Regions from separate parts of the Homo sapiens genome. Here region 2 is linked to region 1. Evidence: chromatin contacts called from ENCODE Hi-C or POLR2A ChIA-PET data. All regions are on one chromosome and are shown on one strand. The core of a region is the stretch at or near the end of the contact, and the rest is flanking DNA. Distances in the headings are between cores, read along the strand shown.

Evidence for each region. Hi-C counts contacts between places; a loop is a spot of excess contacts on that map. ChIA-PET counts read pairs that join two places held with the same protein, here RNA polymerase II (POLR2A). Pooled maps may share reads with other maps.
Region 2: a pooled map shows a loop between it and region 1 (5-fold over the local background). The contact joins two enhancer-like sites. A Hi-C loop is called at or near these places in 1 of 37 single-sample maps with no recorded cell type and 2 of 50 pooled maps. POLR2A ChIA-PET finds 5 or more read pairs at or near these places in 2 of 52 experiments (GM12878 and K562).

What each region holds. Positions count from the first base shown.
Region 1 is chr1:39,667,082-39,669,650 of GRCh38, forward strand. The region is part of intron 1 of NT5C1A (5'-nucleotidase, cytosolic IA); the gene reads right to left. Among named protein-coding and RNA genes, the nearest start is that of NT5C1A, 3.7 kb to the right of the region's middle. Within about 2 kb of position 1,251, at least 3 of the 41 ENCODE cell types and tissues checked have a DNase peak (open chromatin) inside an H3K27ac peak, as active enhancers do.
Region 2 is chr1:40,386,312-40,388,880 of GRCh38, forward strand. All of the region lies in intron 1 of SMAP2 (small ArfGAP2), which reads left to right. Among named protein-coding and RNA genes, the nearest start is that of SMAP2, 14 kb to the left of the region's middle. Within about 2 kb of position 1,273, at least 8 of the 41 ENCODE cell types and tissues checked have a DNase peak (open chromatin) inside an H3K27ac peak, as active enhancers do.

The DNA of each region.
Region 1 (2,569 bases), core at 1-2,500:
GTGGAAATAGAAAGCCCTTCACAACAGACCCCTACTTCTCTTTCCATTCCCCTCTTCCAATCCCCTAGCTTTGCCCCACCTGGGCTTTCTCACATCAGGTCATACTTTCCCCCTCTTTTTTTTTTTTTTTTTTTTCTGAGATGGAGTTTCACTCTTGTTGCCCAGGCTGGAGTGCAGTGGTGTGATCTCAGCTCACTGCAACCTCCACCTCTCAGGTTCGAGCAATTGTCCTGCCTCAGCCTCCCAAGTAGCTGGGACTATAGGTACCCGCCACCCCAGACAGCAGCTGGACCTTTATAGTCCCTAGGGAGGATCAGAATATGAGTGCCCAAGGGATTTACAGATACCCAGAGAATCCCACCACATCTCTGTGTCCTGAGCAGTCCTGGGGTCCTGATTCCCACTTTACAAATTAAAAATGAGGGGCTCAAATTGAGGTCAAGGCTCATAAATGCACCTTGCATTCTTGCCTCTCCTGATCATCCGTGGGTCATGTACTCAACCCCATTTCTTCTTCCTGGGGTCAGTCCTGGGCTCCAATCAGTTGACAACATTGAGTGGTTACCATCTGAGAGACACCGTGGTGGACATGGCAGGAAACAACACAAGTGTGATCCCTGTCCCCATGGAGCTCATGATCCAACCCCAAGACAGAGGCCAATGCCATCTTTTAAAAGAGCAATGTCCAATGGAACTTTCTATGATAATGGAAATATTCCATAATCTGTGCTCTCCCTGTGGCTGTGGAACAATTTGAAATGTGACTAATGAGACTGAGGAGCTGAATTTTAGATTTTACTTCATTTAAATGAACTTAAACAGCTATACGTGGCTAGTGGTAAATGCAGCTTTAGAACCTTATAATAGGAGTGGAAGACAAAAGAGTTCCCCAAGGTCATGTGGTAGACCTCAGTTTGCATTTGACTTTTAACCCCAACCAAGATGGTGTATGTGGCCAGCAAGGTCTGCATAAGGCAGTGGCAGGACAGGTGCTTCTTCTTGGAGGTTCAACCCAAATACCTTTCTCAGTTGCTGACTACCACCATGTGTGTGTCCTAAGGGTGGGGTTGGTGGTGGAGTGGGGAGACCCACTCTCATAAACCCTGGAAGCCTGGAGGCCTTTGGAACAGGAGCTGAGCTTGCTCCACCCACTGGGCTTACTGCCCCAGGGACAGGGCCATCACCCCTCTAAGGACAGAGAGTCAGCTGCCCTCCCAGCCCCATTAGGCAGGTTCCCAAGCCTGCCACTCCAACCCTGGCAGCCAGCTAAGGTCTCGCTCCTCACTTTCTGTCCCACAGTCCCTGCCAGACTGCCAAGTCCTGGGCTCCCTCTGGCTGAGCTACCCAGACAGACCCCAATCCATCCCGCCCCTGGTTGTTGCAAGAAAAACGTCCTGGTTGCATTGGCCCCAAGAGTCCTCTGCTTCTCTCTTTTCCAGATGGGGAAACAGGCCCAGAAAGGGGCCTGTTACTCTAGGTCAAGGCAGAGCAAGATGACATCTCAAGTCTCCGGCCTCTAGCCTGGCCTCTATCCACACTGCAGTCCCCTTGCTATTCCTCTCCTCAACAGTTCCCAGAAGATTCTATCCCTTGCTACTTCCGCCTTCCCTGGAAACATCTCCCCCAGCCTTCACTTTCCAGATTTGGGAGAAATGATCAGGGCGTGCCCACAAACTGAGGTTTCTAACGGCAGGTCTCTGTTTCCCAGCAGAATGGGGGTCCCAAGGGCAGGACTGTGCATCCCCACTTAGACTGCTGTGACACAGTATGAGTGAGGTGGAGTCTAAGATCCCAGAGGCCATGGCTGTGTAAGAAATATGGATCCCAGCTGGGACTGATGAATGACCTGTCCAGGCTCCAGGTGGAGCTGAAGGAGCAGGTGAAATGGGCTGGCCAGAGATAGGGACAAGTTGTGGACATAGAGACCCTCCTGGGCCTGGCCGCAGAGGTGGCCATGTGTTGGCAGGGGCATCTAGGAACAGTTCCTCCAGAGAGCAGAAAGAAGCCCTGATCTCAGACTGGGAATTGGGTCAGAGTGACTCAAGGGCTCACTCTGGGAGCTCTGAGCTCCAGGAAACCAGGGTGCTGGCAGCTCTCTCTGCCTTTCAGGGTCAGGCTGATGGCTCCGGCTAGGGGATGGGAATGGAAGAATAACAGAGTGCAGCCCACCCCCACCTGGACTTCCTGAGGAGCTCCCATTTAGGCTAACGTAATTCTGCCTATTGGGTCCAAGATAGAAACATAGGCAAAAAGCTGTTATTCCCAGTAGGACTTAGAGAGGGAAGGGCTGCTGAAAGAGAGAGGGACAGGAGAGTTTTGGATTGAAGAAGTGTTCTGACCCCATGAGGTGAGGGCCTCCAACAGGCCTTCAGGCGTTAAATATTTTACTCAGGCCCCTGGGAATGAGAATTAGCCCAGGCCAGGCCATGATGGGGCCCATGAGGCCTAGAGCCCCCAAAATAGCCTGTGGGAAGAGGGGCTTCTGCAGGAAGGAATAGGAGCTGGGAAGCCTCCAGGCTTCTTGCCTCCCAGAGAACCATGAGAGTCAGGGGCTGATCCAGGGGTCATG
Region 2 (2,569 bases), core at 23-2,522, 720 kb after region 1:
GTCTCTCTGAAAGTAGGCATGAAGAGTTCGGTTAGAGGAACCGTTACAGATGGAGGAGAAACTTGAGGAAAGGTCTTTCCTGTAGTGTGACTACAGTATTAACATTCCCAGATTATATGAAAGAGAAAGGAAGCTTCATTAAATGAAACATTGGAATCAGGAAGACTCCGGCTTGGCTCCCTGAGCATTCTAACTTGTTCTGAGCCTAGTCTCGACAGAAGTAGCCTGACACAAGTGGCTCAGATCAAGGGTCCATATTACGGGCAGAGTAAAAATAGGTCCCAGTTTCATTAGACTTCTCATACATTTAAGGAAAAAAAGATTTGTTGCCATAGGAACAGACCAGTTGTTTTCTGTCTTGTGGGATTTTAGGAGCTGGGGAGATAGGAGGATCCCTGTGCTTATAATCTAAACATCAGTAAATGCTGGTTTTTTTTAAAACAACAACAACTTTATCTTTTATGATTCTGAAACCTATCCACGATAAAAATCATTGGAAAGTATGAAAAATATAATGATGCTGAAGGTATTTTTCATAATTCTTTTTTTTTTTTTTTTTTGGAGACAAGGTCTCTCGCTCCGTCGCCCAAGCTGGAGTACAGTGGCACGATCTCAGCTCACTGCAGCCTCTATCAGGCTTAAGCAGTTCTTCTGTCTCAGCCTTCATAGTAGCTGGGACTACAGGTGCACACCACCACGTCCAGCTAATTTTTGTATTTTTAGTACAGACAGGGTTTTGCCATGTTGCCCAGGCTAGTCTCGAACTCCTGAGCTCACATCATCTGCCTGCCTCGGCCTGCCGGAGTGCCAGGATTACAGGCATCAACCACCATGCCCGGCCTTATTTTTCATAATTCTTATCACCCATTTACTTGAGCTTATACCATAATGATTTTATATCATTCTTTTTTGCTTAACATTTATTATAAGCTTATTTCATGACATTAAAAACGTGTAAATACCTTTATTGTATCCCAGCATTGGAATATGTCATTATTATCTCTTGCCCAATTGTTAATATTTGAATTTTCAATTTTTTAACAATACAAATAAGGAAGTATAAATTTTTGTGTTGTTGTTAGAGTGATGGGTTATTTATGTGTTCAGATTTGAGTAGTCAAGTGGGCCCTCTAATTTAAAAAGTTACCAAGGGGATTCTCTGGGTTGAGCCCACGTAGAGATGGCTTTGCTATGGGCATTATCATTCTGAACTGCTTCATTGCAGTAGATGTCTGCTGAGGCAAGGAATGGGGAATTCGGGAGAACCCTGGTTTCCCCATAAGGGACCTAAGGAACATAAGGGACATAAGGAACAGCTTTATGGGTCATACCACAGCAAGATGGGCCGGCACTTTCACATTGAGAGGTGACAGCGTGCTGGCAGCCCTCACAGCCCTCGCTCGCTCTCGGTGCCTCCTCGGCCTTGGCACCCACTCTGGCCGCACTTGAGGAGCCCTTCAGCCCACTGCTGCACTGTGGGAGCCCCTTCCTGGGCTGGCCGAGGCCGGAGCTGGCTCCCTCGGCTTGCGGGGAGGTGTGGAGGGAGCCAGCTCCGGGAACCGGGGCTGTGTGCCGCACTTGTGGGCCAGCTGGAGTTCCGGGTGGGCATGGGCTTGGCGGGCCCCGCACTTGGAGCAGCCGGCCAGCCCTGCTGGCCCTGGGCAATGAGGGGCTTAGCACCTGGGCCAGCGGCTGCAGAGGGTGTGCTGGGTCCCCCAGCAGTGCCGGCCCACCGGCGCTGCGCTGGATTTCTCACCGGGCCTTAGCTGCCTTCCCACGGGGCAGGGCTCGGGACCTGCAGCCCGCCATGCCTGAGCCTCCCCCCACCTCTGTGGGCTCCTGTGCAGCCTGAGCCTCCCCAACGAGACCGCCCCCTGCTCCACGGCACCCGGTCCCATCAACCACCCAAGGGCTGAGGTGTGTGGGCGCACAGCGCGGGACTGGCGGGCAGCTCCACCTGCAGCCCCAGTGCGAGATCCACTGGATGAAGCCAGCTGGGCTCCTGAGTCTGGTGGGGCCTTGGAGAACCTTTATGTCTAGCTCAGGGATTGTAAATACACCAGTCGGCACTCTGTATCTAGCTCAAGGTTTGTAAACACACCAATCAGCACCCTGTGTCTAGCTCAGGGTTTGTGAATGCACCAATCGACACTCTGTATCTAGCTACTCTGGTGGGGACTTGGAGAACCTTTGTGTGGACACTCTGTATCTAGCTACTCTTGGTGGGGATTTGGAGAACCTTTGTGTCCACACTCTGTATCTAGCTAATCTGGTGGGGATGTGGAGAACCTTTGTGTCTAGCTCAGGGATTGTAAACGCACCAATCAGCACCCTGTCAAAACAGACCGCTCCGCTCTACCAATCAGCAGGATGTGATTGGATGGGGCCAGATAAGAGAATAAAAGCAGGCTGCCCGAGCCAGCAGTGGCAGCCTGTTCGGGTCCTCTTCCACAGTGTGGAAACTTTGTTCTTTTGCTCTTTGCAATAAATCTTACTGCTACTCACTCTTTGGGTCCACACTGCCTTTATGAGCTGCAACACTCACCGCGAAGGTCTGCAGCTTCACTCC